Linked DNA regions of Homo sapiens: region 2 is linked to region 1. The links are chromatin contacts, found by Hi-C in ENCODE. All regions are on one chromosome and are shown on one strand. Each heading gives the region's core, a stretch centred on a gene start or an enhancer-like site at or near the end of the contact. The rest is flanking DNA. Distances are from core to core; before and after follow the strand shown.

The links. Hi-C counts contacts between places; a loop is a spot of excess contacts on that map. Pooled maps may share reads with other maps.
Region 2: a loop to region 1 is called in a map of endothelial cell of umbilical vein, with 11 times the contacts of the local background. The contact joins the promoter of ABHD5 here to the enhancer-like site in region 1. A Hi-C loop is called at or near these places in 3 of 168 maps with a recorded cell type or tissue (B cell, endothelial cell of umbilical vein and posterior cingulate gyrus), 3 of 37 single-sample maps with no recorded cell type and 14 of 50 pooled maps.

Annotation. Positions count from the first base shown.
Region 1 is chr3:43,891,487-43,898,702 of GRCh38, forward strand. All of the region lies in intron 1 of LOC107986081 (a long non-coding RNA gene), which reads right to left. Among named protein-coding and RNA genes, the nearest start is that of ABHD5, 200 kb to the left of the region's middle. Within about 2 kb of position 2,450, at least 7 of the 41 ENCODE cell types and tissues checked have a DNase peak (open chromatin) inside an H3K27ac peak, as active enhancers do; they include endothelial cell of umbilical vein, where a contact is called at or near this core.
Region 2 is chr3:43,688,502-43,695,717 of GRCh38, forward strand. It overlaps ABHD5 (abhydrolase domain containing 5, lysophosphatidic acid acyltransferase), which reads left to right and starts at 2,437. Exons shown (of 7, transcript NM_016006.6): 1 at 2,437-2,538. The coding sequence starts at 2,492. It also overlaps a transcript of ANO10 not described here. RefSeq lists a silencer at 2,609-3,088.

The DNA of each region.
Region 1 (7,216 bases), core at 1,200-3,699:
AAATTCTATAACAGAGTTCATCTAAAAAATGTAAGGAGAATATTCATTAGCAAAGGCTTTATGCTTTTAAAAAGTAGATGTTACTGAAGATTTCATAAGAGAGGTGATGCTGGTTTCCACCTCACGTTAAGTTTATAACCCAAACAACCAGCTGAGAGCCCCAGGCATCCCCAGCCTCAGGACATCCAGGGGCCACTGCACCTCTCTGTGGCTTTATGTCCACTCAGCTCTTCCAGCCACTTTTTCCTGCTGAGTCCCCTTCAAGAGCAACACAAAATACCTCCCCTTGAATAAAAAAAGAATAACCTACTCTCTCCCTTAGAAGCACCACCTTGATGTTCCAAACACAGATCAATGCCTGTTCTCAAACAAAAGCAGTACTGTTTCTTAAAGGAACTGTGATAAGTTAAATATTCCTACTTCATTAGACCATGAGAAGAAATCTAGGTTTACAAAAATAATTACGTTTTTGTGTGTTTCTATATGATGGCTAAAGAATTCTAGATGGACCCCAAGGGGTCCAAACATTCAGGGAATTTCTAGGGCTATAAAATAACCTGTATTTATTTATCTCACTTTTCTCCCATCCCCGCCTGGCTTCTCAAATTCTCTTTGCTTTTCTCCACCAGCAGACACGGGTATCACATATCAGAGAGAAAGAATAGTTCCAGAGGAAATCTGTATTGTCCTTATTTCATAAATTGGGTTTAATAATTCATCTAAAAGAGAATTTTTAGCAACACGGTTTGCATAGAAAAAGAGAACATGCCTTCCCTAAATAGACATCTGTTACTCTTGCTGCAACGCTGAGTGGGGAGAAAAAAGGCCAGTCGGGTCCAAGTGCATCTTTCAGATTCACTAAGGACATCATGGTCTCCAGTCCCTTAGGCAAAAGTGATTTTAGAGCACGCTGTGCAAGGAAAGGAATTTAAACCACACCTGAAAAGTCTCCTCTTTGTCACTGCAGAAATTTACCTAGAGGTCATTGTGACAAACATGCCTATTCCTAAAACATCTGCAGATTATATGTCCGTTCATTTCCTGGTCATAAAATGCCACCTGCCTAGACCCCCCACTGTTGCCTCAAATATCAAACCAATGTTGTCTTGTGGGGCAGACGGTGGCAGGTTTGGGGTCTGCAGGTCTCCACATGCACACACAAAGCTGTTTAGAACGTCAAGAAAATCAGTCATTCACACAGCTGCGCTGCTCATGCGTGACAGGCTGACTTTAAATATTTGTCACTCCAACTAGCTGACATAGGGGGAGGGGAAGCTGGTAGAATGAAAGGGGAAGAAAATTAACAGAAACCCTAATTGCCCAGGTTTGCTGCCTTGAATATTTCTGCAGTAGCTCTGCGGCAAGCAGCACCATCAACGTTTTCAGACCTGACAATGGGAAAGTTGCCACGGAGTCAAAGACCCAGCCAAAGAGGCAATTAATACCTCCTTTTTTATTTTAGAGACATCATCTATCTCTCTGCCCTGAAAAAAAAAAATGGCTTGAGAATTCTTTCCTAGTTCCTTTTTCCAAAGTGCCCTTATTTTACCACGTCCTTTGCTGAGTCTTGTGCAGTCCTGGGAGCATCTGAATAAACTGAATTTCCCAAATGTTTCAAGTATCTGCAATCATATAAAGTCTTTCTCTTGAAACTTGGCACAGTCTAATGAAATAACTGAGGTATTTTTTTTGAAGGCTGTATTTTGTTTATTAAGAAAGATTGCCTGGAGCAATAACACCCAGAATTGAGAAAGAAAACGGGCACACTTATTCTACTTGGAGGTGAGTGTACTGAGCCCACCCTTCTAGATAATAGTTTGACCCCTTTAAAAGTGTGATGATCTTTGACCTGGCAATCCCATTTGTCCCAAGGAAATAGTGTGTATAAAAAATTGCTGCATTCTGGTGTCCATCATTTATAATAGCAAAAGTTGGGGAGCAACTGAAAAGTCAAAAAATAAGGCTAGTGACAAGTTAAGTCATGGCAAATTTGTATAATGAAATACGGTGTAGTCATTAAAAACATTTGTAGTAGAATATTTGATATGGGGAAATGTTCGTGATGCATTATTAAATATAAAAATTATAAAACACCATGTACATTATGATACTGTTTTAAATTTCTTTTAATCAATTTTGTGATAGTATATGCTTAGAAAAAAATCACTAGATTTTCAACAACGTATAGTATTATGGGGTGGAGAGCTGAGATTATGGGGAACTTTTAGTTTCTTCTTTGTCCTTTCCTGTATTTTCCTACTATAATGCATCACTTAAAGTCAGGGAAAAAAAATCAGAAGTGTGATCAAAGCTTATGTTTTGTCACATTTAAAAGATGCTACGAATCAGTTTAACATGCCAGTGCCCTTTATTTGATAAAGTACCATGTGTGAGATCCCACTTTGCCACGCCAAAGTCAATGACTCTGATGTTTTCCGTGCCGCTGAGTCACACGGTAGGCTACCTCTGGGTTTTCGATGAACTGAACTGTTATTTCAGAGGGAGGGAGGCGAAAAGGATTCATTATTCAATGCGTTTCAAACCGGAGTCCAGGGGGGCGGGGGGGGGCGGGCCTGCGTTTAAAAAATAACGCGTAATGGAGTTAAGATGCAGATTCTGGAGCCAGACTGTCTGAGTTCAAAGGCTCCTAATAGCTGGGCTCCTTAACCTCTCTGTGCCTCACTTCCTCGTCCGGAAATTGAAGCTAATAAGAGCACTGACTTCCCTGGGCGGCGGTTGAAGGCTACCTGTGTGGATCTGGGCACAGCGAAGAGCGGAGCCTTAACAGGGTGAGCACGCCGGTTGCGCGCTCTCCAGAGCAGCCCAGCATCTCCCGCCAGCCTCGCTGCCCGCTCCGCCCCGGCGCAGGGGCCCCAAGCCCACAGGCAACGCCAGCGCGCTCCCAACCGCTGGAGACAGAAACAATGTGCGCGCGCACACGGCCCACGTGCACGCGCGCACGCCCACGCGGCATACAGGCGCGCACGTGCACACGCGCGCCTGCACAGCTCTGCGGCTCTGCTCCGGCCCCACAGGCCCATCTTAAAGTGTTTCGTGCTCTAACTTACCAAACACGTGGCAGCCGGCAGAACGAAAAGGAAAATAAATGAACTGCGACGAAATAAAGCAGGCCTTTCCGCAGTCGGCCACGTCCAACAGCCACTTGGTTCCTAGCGCTTTCTCGTTACCCGGCTTGGGCAAAGCCAGGGAAGAAGGGGATAGGACATAGGGATGGGTTAACAAAGCGGGAGCAACAGACCAAAGTAACCTCCTTGTATTGCCCCCCACCCCTCATCCCCTGGGGACACCGGCCTGGCTCCCGTGGGACCAGCATCGCCATCCCTGTCCCCTGTACGAGACTCTCCGCTGGGCCGAGGGCCGGGCTTGTGTTTGGGAAGGTGGGTGCCAGGGCCCGTGCTCAGCGACCTTCCAGAGCAACTGCATCAAATGATGCTGGCTTTCTTCCCAGCCAGTCCCCAGCCACACCCATAGGGGACAGCAGTGGCAGCCCGGGACTCTATTTCCTGCCTACCCCTGGACAGGAAAGCCACCCGCAGGCGCCTTCACCTTGGTCCACGTCTCACTCGGATGATTCAACAAGGCTCTTTGGGAAAAAAAATTGAATTCGCCATTGAGAACACACATAAGAAACCAATAATCATTTTTGGTTTTTATGATGGAAACAGGCACAAAAATCACAATTTTATATAGGTTCAAGACTGCTTCCTCTCAGCAGCCCAGAGCTCTTTAAAGTAAAAATAAAAATAATCTTTCAGGTTTTTTTCTTGTGTATCTTATGGAATGTATATTAAAGTCCTGAATGCTAAAACTCCATTGAAATTTTATTTGGTTGGTGCAAAAGTAATTGCAGTTTTTGCCTTTTTTTAAAAAATTAAATTACTTCTGCACCAACCTAAGTAGTCTTCATTATCAAGTGAATTTCACCAACTGAACAGACTTTGAAAGAAATAGACACAAAAGGAAAAATCAGCAAACACGAATATTAAAAGTCTACTATTTAGTAGCTACTGATCCTGTTTGAAATCAATTCCTCTCTTTTTCTTCATACTGTCTCCTGGCCTCCCATATACTAGAGTTTTATAGACAACGTGGTCGCCCTCTGGAGCTGATTTGACCCCACTCCTCTTTTGGCAAAATTTTTATTTGCATTTCCCTTGTGCTCCCAACAGGTCTGTATATTAACAACATGCCTCGTTTTTGGCACAACAGCCTCATTAATTATGTCAGCAAAGAGCTGGCACTAGGGCTCCTCAGTGCCTGGTAATTCCCATTTCCTCACTGCTGGCTTTGCTGCCTCTGAACCACCAACCATCAGCAGCCCTCATTTTCCCTCTGCCTTCCCAGCCCCCTTCCTCACCTCCATTCTCCACGCCCCTCTTCCTTGCCCACTTCCCAATACTGCAAAGAACAGAACATGAGGTCCCAGAAGAATGACCCAGCAGAACTCTACTGGTTTTATTAATATGATTATTACTTGGCCTGAAAGTGGTAGATTTCCTGGATCCATATCCCAAGTCCTTCTGGCCCTCTTTGATAAGCTTTTAATGTTGATGATGATAACAATGGTTATCATTTATTGAGTCTTTACTATGCACCAGCCCCTGTGCTTAAAAAAAAAGATTACCTCCTGTAATCCCTAAAACAGCTCTAGAGACAGCTAGCATCATTAATACCATTTGACAGATTAGAAAACTGAGGCTCAGAGACTTAAGGTCACAGGACCAGAACTGGAAGGGCTAAGGTTGGACTTAAATGTGTCTACTGTCACCACTGCACGTCAGGACATTAGGTGGTCTCTTCTCTCACAACATGAAGCAATGCTAGCAAAAAGTGGCTAGGCGCTCAAGAGGTGTGAAACTTGGAAGTTACTCTAAAATGTTAAATGGCAGATAGTGCAGTGGCCTTACAAAATATCAGAAAAGCCATCTTTAAGAGTGTCAGTTTGTCAAAACAAATTATTGTCAAAACAAGCACAACAAGGAAAAACTGATTATGTTTTGTTTTGCTTTGTTTTCAGTTTCTCAAGCTTGCAGTAAAATGCTGAGATTCTGGCCAGTAATTTCCCCTTCAGACCTAACCTGCCTTGCCCAATGACTAGGTAAGTAGGACACAAGCAGTTGTATTCTCATATATTACACCTAATTTTACACCATTGGCCAGACTACCACTTTCCCTTCCCAACTGCATTTGGTATCTGGGTCGACATCCCAGGGAAAGACTTTTAAAGAACTCAAGGCTCACCTCCCACCCCCGAAGACCTGCAGTGGCTGCCATATGGAAACAACTCCGTGGTCATTAGGAGTCCCTTGACTAATATGAGTTCTCAGCCATTTTTCAAAACATTTTAAAGTGTTGATTTTATACCAGGCACTAGACCCAGGCACTGTGGATAAATAAGTGTGGTCTGTATTCTAATTTCACTTAAAAATTAATGTTTTAAAATACATTTGAACAGCTGACTCATGGGACAGAGAGAAACCAGGGATGCAGGACAATTCATATCACGTTTAAGAAAGCTAATAGCAGAAAGGATCCAAATGCATTCTGAAAAAAGAAGAGACATTAAGGACCGGATTTTTTCATTGTTTACCAAAAATGAAGAGATCTTCTCAGGAATGCATAGGACAGGTTTCTTGTCCATGCCACAGGGCAAGGCAAATGGTTTATCATAGCAGCTAAATTACATTATTTTCAAAAGTTACCAAAAGAGTACATGCTTGATATGAAAAATTCAAGCCCTATAGAAACATTAAAAGGTAGTAGCCCTTTTACAGTATTAAAAGCAATAGCCCTTTCACAGTCTCCCCGGCTACAATTTCATTCTAGGGATAACTACTGTGAACAGTTTAGTGTTGAATCAAAGGAGTCTAGGCTTCTTTCCTGAATACGACAGAAAAAAAATATCCTAAGGAACATGACCCAGAGGAAAACTGAGTTCACAGAACTTATGGAGTCTCAGCTACTGGGTTTCAAGATCCTTACTAGTGGGGTAGCTTATTCATGCCTGATCCTTGACTTCTGTTATCTGCATCGTAAAAAAAAAAAAAAAAAAAAAAAAAAAAAAGCCTAAGATGGATAACATTTGCATGTGATTATCCAGGACTCAATGACAGTCAACAGGCAAACTACCATTCCATCCTCTGGGTAAGGCATTCCAGGTTCTGGTTAGAGGCCAAATGTGCTCATCTGGCTGCTGCCACAGTCAAGCCTTAGCCAACGTTATTGTCTTTATGTTAAATTAACTCATCACATTAGTGATGTACAGAATCTTGGGTAATGGAACAGGTACAATTTAAGGCAAGAGGAAGAAAGTCAGGCTGATGAATCAATATCTTGGGTGAGGCACTGGAATAGGGGCTTTGGGAAGCTGGGGCTCTGGGCAGCTGACGTTCTGGAGAGGGTCTAAAAAGGAAAAAATGGGAACATGGCTCAAGAGATGGGCTAGGTTTAGACCATAACTTCACTCACTTTTCACTTTTCCTTGGAGCACATCAGTATAATATGAAGTTAGATTTGGGTTAGTTTCCATCAGTTTACATCAGCACAGATTTAACAAAGGACTCCACACATTCTGCTCCAGAAAGTTGACCTTGAAGGCTAGAGGGAGGAGGAATAGCCACAGCTGCCACCAGGCTTCCTGATAGCCATTCTGCCGTGCATGGTCCATCATAGAAGGAGACTACATGCCCCAGCCTCCCTTGTTCAGTGTGGCCACCTAACCCTATTCTGCTGCAAGGTAATTCGTGCAAGGGGTGTGTGCAGTGTCCCTGGAGTGTCCTTTATTTTAGGCTGGCTTCCCCAGAAAGAGATACTAACACAAAAACTTGAGTACAAGTTGTTTGTCTGGGAGGTGATTCCAGGAAGTATTAGTAGGAGAGTGGGGGAAATGTGTTAGTGTGAGTCTTCTGAGAAGTAGTTGCCAAGGTGGGATTACACATGAAAGGATTTTATTAGGGTAACTATCAACGTGAGGGAGAATGGGGAGGGAGCCACATGAGGCTCAGAGATCTCTCATACCTCCAGCCAAGTCTGACCCTGAGTGAAAGAGGTGGGGAAAGAATGTCTTAGACTGCCAGGCTGTCTATGGAAGGGTCAGCGAAGCCATCATGGAACCCTGGAGCCAAAGCCAGTGTTAGAGGAGCCCCACATCTCCTAGAACAACCTGCATTCGAGTGTCCCTGCTGTGCTCAGTCAC
Region 2 (7,216 bases), core at 1,187-3,686, 200 kb before region 1:
TATTGTTCCTTGTATAAGAGCATGTGACAGGCTGTTCTTACATTGTTATAAAGAAATACAGCTGGGCGCGGTGGCTCATGCCTGTGATCCCAGCACTTTGGGAGGCAGTGGAGGGAGGATCATTTGAGGTCACGAGTTCAAGACCAGCCTGGCCAACATGGTGAAACCCCATCTCTACTAAAAATACAAAAAATTAGCTGGGCGTGGTGGCGGGTGCCTGGAATCCCAGCTACTCAGGAGGCTGAGGCAGGAGAATTGCTTGAACCTGGGAGGTGCAGGTCATAGAGAGCCAAGATCATGCCACTGCACTCCAGCCAGGGCAACAGAGTGAAACTCCGTCTTAGAAAAAAAAAAAAAAAGAATTACCTGGGACTGGGTAATTTATAAAGAAAGGTTAATTGGCTCATGGTTCTGCAGGCTATACAGGTGCTGGTATCAGCTTGGCTTCTGGAAAGGCCACAGGGAGCATTTACTCACGGCAGAGGGCAAAGCGGGAGCAGGCATCTTACATGACTAGAGCAGGAGCAAGAGAGTGAGGGGTAGGTGCCATACACTTTTAAACAACCAGATCTCACAAGAACTTACTATTGCAAGGACAGCATTAAGGGGATAGTGCCAAATCATTCATGAGAAATTCACCCCCAGAATCTAATCACCACCCATCAAACCCCACCTCTAACACTGGAGATCACAATTCAACATGAGATTTAGAGAGGACAACACCCAAATTGTATCAGAGCACATACTTACCTACCTGCCCTTAGGTCAAAACAACCTTAGTCTGGGAGGGTAACAGCACAGAGATTTACCTGTCTTGCTGCTGTCCAAGACCATGCTTCTGTCCGTAAGTTCCCTAATAAATCACCTTTTGCTGACAAGCTGGATTTGTCTCCTTCATTCTTTAGTTTCTCAGCTCCTTCTGTATTTGGAGGTCACTTTGAATATACGGCCCTTTCATGAAACAACCAGGAATTCCTGTAAAAATGTTTTTTATATGTTCTGGTCTTCCCTAAAATATTTTATGAATTAGATCAAACACAATAAAAAATGTATTAGTTATTACTATGCCTAAGAGATTATAAGTGGCTTTCCCCCCTCTAAATTACAGAAGACACCATTCCTATCCTAGAGGACTTTCTCGTGTAGTTGGAAAGATATTCGATAATGTTTATTTAAAAGCTGTAACAATTACACAAGGCTGAGAACCTGAGAGCTAGATGGGTGATAAAGACAGGTTTACAGTGGGGCTCAGAGGAGAGAAAAAGAGGGAGGAGAGTCAGGGAAGGAGAACAATGAACTGAGTCTAAAATAAAGGTTAATATATTCGCGTAGGATCTATCAAAACAGGAGCAGTATTTCAACCCATTGTTTTCAAGCACCTAGAACAAAGTGAGCCCATAGTAGACACACACCAAACATAAATGGATGAGTAGTAGTGGGTGGCAGAATTCCAAAAGCAGGTTGCACCTGATTGCTAAAAGGCTTGAAAACAGGTCAAGAAATACTGCTATTTAGGTTAGTCATTTCACCTCAATAACTCGAAGTACCTAAACATAGACTTTTTTTTTTTTTTTTGAGACGGAGTTTCGTTCTTGTTGCCCAGGCTGGAGTGCAATGGTGCGATCTCGGCTCACCGCAACCTCCGCCTCCCGAGTTCAAGCGATTCTCCTACCTCAGGCTCCCGAGTAGCTGGAATTACAGGTATGCGCCACCGCGCCCGGCTAATTTTGTATTTTTAATAGAGACGGGGTTTCTTCAGCTCAGGCTGGTCTCCAACTCCCGACCTCAGAAAATCCGCCCGCCTTGGCCGCCCAAAGTGCTGGGATTACAGGCCTGAGCCACCGCGCCCGGCCAACACCGACTCTTTTCACCCTCCCAGGTATCTAGAGAGTCGAGTGGGAGGGAAATTGCTGGCTCTGGCCACTACAGTAACATCAGCACCTAGAGCAGTGCTCAACTGACTGAAGGCTCCTGTGAGTCGCCCTCTCCCCCTGGCCCCCCAACCCGCGGGGAAAGGCTGGCGGGACGCCACACAGCACCTCGATTACGCCATTTCATTTGCCACTGCACCATCTATCGGACACTAGCTAGGCTCTTCCAGGACCGGACGCACCTCCGTCCCCAAGGTGCCACCTGACAGCCAACACCGACGGGGTGATGCATGAATACAGTCATTATTCAAATTAGCTAAAACACCTAACTCATTCGGGTGAGTCTCGCCAGTCCCTCTGGGCTGACTGTCCCGCCCCGCGCTTACACCCGGGAGCGTCGGGCGGGAGAACTAGTGCATGCTGGCTGGGGATGGCGGACGCAAAGCCGGAGGCAAGGCCGCGCACGCGCAAACGCGGGCGCGCCGCCGGGCCGTGCTAGTGCGCGGAAGACGCATGCGCTGGCGGCCTGCGCCGCCTTAAGTGCCGCGCCAGCCCGGGGCGGCCCAGTCGGCCTGTCAGCCGGCTTCGAGATAAGTCCCGGCGCTTGCGCGGCGGCGGCTATGGCGGCGGAGGAGGAGGAGGTGGACTCTGCCGACACCGGAGAGAGGTAAGCGCAGCCGGCAGGGGGCTTCGTGTGTCTCCGGCGCGCACCCTCCGCGCGGGCCGGGTTAGGGCCCAGCGGGCAGCACCAAGGAGTCGCCGCCCGCCTGGCGACGACGGGCGGCTTCCTCGACCCTCCCCGGCATGAGTCCGCGCGGCGCCCAGAGGCGTCCCGGCGCCGCTCTGCCTGGGAGAGGCTCCCCTCAGCGTCGGGGCCCCGAGGTGTCTGAGCCGGACTCCGGCCGCGCCGGGAGGCCGCCTTGACCCCGCGCGGAGGGTCCGCCCCGTTGTTGTATAAGCCACCCCGCGGGCCGGCGACGGAGCTGGCCGCGGCGGCCGCACCGGCTCGGGCTCTGCCAAGGGACCCGGCCTGCCCCAATGCCGCCGGCGGGCGGTGCCCGGTCGACCCTGCACCTGACTGCGAGGCGCGGGAAATGACCGGGTCTGTCAGCCTCCCATCGCGGCTTCCGTCTACAGGTACTACCTGTGCTCTGTCCAGCCTCAGCCACTGGACGATCCTTCCCGTAGCCGTAGGAAGGGGCGGCGCTTCCTTGGAGGGGATATTAGAGGCCCGAATTCGCCCGGGAAGCGGCGGGAGGGCGGGGGTGCCGGGAAGGAGGGAGGGGAGAAGGAGTGAGGGAAGTGGGTGTATGGCTGTGAGTTTCAGATACTTCATAGAAAGAAAGTTAGCCCTTAAGATAGAGATACACGTTCAAATGTCATAATTCATCTTTCGGATGAAGGTCTTTGGCTTGCAAGCTCCACTGTCCCTTATTTGTTTGCGCTTCTGGGATTATTCTGGCTTTACTGGCGAAGTGTGTGTTGCATGTGCCTTAGAAGAACACACATAATGTATAGGAAACTGTGGAAGTTGGAGGGCAGATGTCTAATGTGAAACTTTTTTATATACAGGTATAGTGAGTTTATTCTTTTCTACACCTAAATGACTTCTTGCACTTGTTAGTAGAAGAATAGTAGTTAATGAGTGGAATAATTAAATTGTTATGGAGGTTATTGCCTTGTTTCTCAAGGCCTGTCGTTTGTATTGGAAAGTAAACTTCCCCCATATATATTTAATTTTTTGACGTCGGTTCTACTTCAGACGTCTGGAGAAATTTGCCTAGGAAACATAACCTAAATGATAGAATATGGAGTACCATGAAGACAGGGATATTTGGAAAGATGTCATGGGGAAAAATTGTGAAATATTAGAAAGGAAGTTATTCTCTTGAGTTTTGTTTATTTGTTGAGGTTTGTTGATGAACTTCCTCGTTGCACTGAGGTGAAATGTTGAATGTCATGTGGACGCAAGTAGGAACGTAATTGGTAGGTTGTGTTCTCATCTTGTTTGTCACAACATTTTTGACTCTTGACACTACTTTCAGGTGGACTATTTGGTTTTGATGTAGTGGGGCCTTGGAGTCCAGGACACAATCGTGAAAGGGTTTTATGGCTTGGAGTGATGGTTGGAGGTCATTGGAGGTAGATGATTAAAAAATCCTTAGCAGCTGATCAGCCATAGTTTCTAGACAGAAGTGGGCTTCGCTGGTATTCTTGGCAATATGCTTTAGCAGTGTCCAGTGACTATCCCCAGAAGTGATCCTGTTAAATCCAAGGTTGCCCCTGTGTGCTGGGTATTATTGTTCCCATTTTGCAGTTGAAACTGCCACTGTAAAGGCTGCTAACAGCCTGCCAGCAAGTAGCAGGGCTGGATTGGAACCCTTTGTGGAACCCTTTGAGGTGTCTGGATTTAATCTAAGGTGCTTACCCTGTATCCCTGCTGCCTGTCACTGGAATTGGGACTCATGTGGGATGTTTGGCTCTTGTTTGAATACAGTTCCCTACCCTTAAGACATTTGAGGTTTAGATAGGGAGATAACATTAACAAAGGAAAGTTATAAAATGGTCATCTGATGGCTTTTTGGAGAATATGATTCTTGTCCTTTGCTTTGTGGCACTTAGTGAAGACAGGCATACTGGGATCCATTTTGCTTTCAACATCCAACCCCTTTCAGTTGCAATACAGTTGAGAAAGCTAAATGTAATGAGAGTAGAGTAGACTTCTGTGAATTGCTTTAAGTTGTCCTAGAGAATGATTTAGTGTCAATTGAGTTGAGAGAAAGCTGTCACAGAATTGCTCAGTTGCAGGGTAGACCATAAAAGAGGTGATTTGCAGTTGTGTGCTGGAGTTGATTTGTACCAGCAAGCCATTGCTAAATTTTCAGGAATTTTGCCAACGGTTGGCAGCTTGAAATTGGCCATGGTGGGAGTATTTACACCACGGAAATCATCAAATGCTATAAATAAGGTATAAATAAGGGATTTTTCTCTCCCCTCCCTGCTTCAGTTTGTTTGCCAGCTCCCCACTGGGTTTACATTAGACTGTGAATGTAGGTCTTTGCCTTGGAGATAGGAGAGTGGATTTCTCTATCTAATCTTTTTAAAAACTGGCAAGATATGTGCCTTTCTCTCTGCTGCCTTCTCTCCTTCCCAAACCTTTGCCACCTGATATCTTAAAAATCACAAAACTTTTCACTGCCACATCCCAATGGCCTTCTAGTTTTTTTCAGTACTTCTTCTTGGGTCCTTTTTGGTGTTTGTTACTGTAATGATAGCTACTACTTTTTGAAACTCTTATTAGACATTCTAGGTCTTAATGACATTTTGCCTTTTATCTTACCTTACCTGACCAACAATAACTTTTATTAGTTTCTCCTCTTTTTTTTTTTTTTGCATTCTCTAAATGTAGTCATTTTCCAAGATTCTGTCATCATCCTTGTTTTTATTTTTCATCTTGTTTACTCAAACGTGAACTGTCTTGTCTGTGGAGATGACTCAGATCTCATTTTCTTTCTGGAGCCCTCTTCTGTACTCTGGTAATGTTTCTAATTGTCAGATGTTTGTGCCTGATTCCTCAAATTTAACATGTCCAGACCATGATCTTATTTTTACCTTCCTGCTCCTAAACTAAACGATATAAAAAGCTTAGTTCTGGCCGGGCGCCGTGGTTCACGCCTGTAATCCTAGCACTTTGGGGTAACACCGTGAAACCCCGTCTGTATTAAAAATACAAAAAAATTAGCCGGGCAAGGTGGCGGCGCCTGTAGTCCCAGCTACTCGGGAGGCTGAGGCAGGAGAATGGCGTGAACCCAGGAGGCGGAGCTTGCAGTGAGCCGAGATCGTGCCACTGCACTCCAGCCTGGGCGACAGAGCAAGACTCCGTCTCAAAAAAAAAAAAAAAAAAAAAGCTCAGTTCTTCCTCTTGAAACATTATATTGGCTTAATCATTGCCTTGACTAATTGTTAGATTATTAGTTTAATCTCATGGTTCTGTAATTCCCACTCCTGATTGTGAGTTACTAAAAAAAATCATATGGAGAGGTGATTTTATTAAAACTGATTATTCAGTTGAGACCTAGGATTTTTAGTTTTATTCTCTTTATTATCTAGTGAATGAACTTATTTTAGAACTGATGCAAAGAAATGTCACTGACTTGTTAAGTAGAGTACACCTGTGGCTTCTTCAAGTGTGTTTGATAATGAGGTCATATAAGTGACTCTAAAATGGTTTGTTTACTGTGTGAAGGAAGGTAGGAAACAATGGGGAGATACGTGTTACCAGCACATGGCTTGTCTAAAACACTTATACTACCAATCTGAGTCTTTAAAAGTTACAGGTTGGGGGGGGAGGGGCAGTTAAAACAGTATTAATTAATGTGTTAACATATATTAGAGGGCCTGGATTGTCATTGATCTAATAGTGATAATTTGAATCACTTAAGTATCATTTATCCAAAATAAAATGGCATGTTAGTCACTTAAATTGTAGCTGTATGAGACCATATTCTTTTTTTTTTGTTTGTTTTCCAGAGACAGGTTCTTGCTCTGTCACCCAGGCTGGAGTGCAGTGGCACAATCATGGCTCACTGCAGCCTCAACCTCCTGGGCTCAAGCAATCCTGCCACCTCAGCAACTTGCCCCCCAGCCCCTGTATTCCACCCCCCCAAGGTTGCTGGGACTATAGGCATGTGCCAGGCGGCTGGGACTACAGGCATGTGCCAGGCAGCTGGTCTTGACCTCCTGACTGAGCTCAAGCAATCCTCCCACCTCAGCCTCCCAAAGTACGCTTTTTTCTTTTCTTTTTCTCTTTCCCAAGAATAGGATTTAAAAAGTCAATTCCCAAGAAAGGTCTTTATTTACCCAAGTGTTATAATTTCCAATTTGGATGTTTTTAGTCATTGGTTGAGGAAGTATCTCAGATAAATATAAATGTAAATATAAATAAATGTATATATTCATACCTGTAATTCATTTGGATATTTATAATAAAAATCAAAGCCTCATGGTTTCTTTAAATGAGATAGAGAGCTGTGCTTAGGTTTATCAAGAGCAATAAGTTTATGTGATTTTTCTCTCTCAACTACTAGAATAGGAATGGAGGCCATTTTAAACAAAATTTTAATATAATGAAATCCTCTTTACTTATAACCTAATTAGAAATATTAAGTGGCCAAGAGTGTATGGAAACTGGCCAGATTTCTGCATATTTTCTTCAGAATACTTCGAAACCTCTTTCACTGTTTCATAATGTTTATAGATTGTGCAATTCAGGTTTAGTAATACTGTAGATAGACAGATGTGTTAAAGAACAAAACAGAGATTACCAGGAAACTTAAGTGTTGATA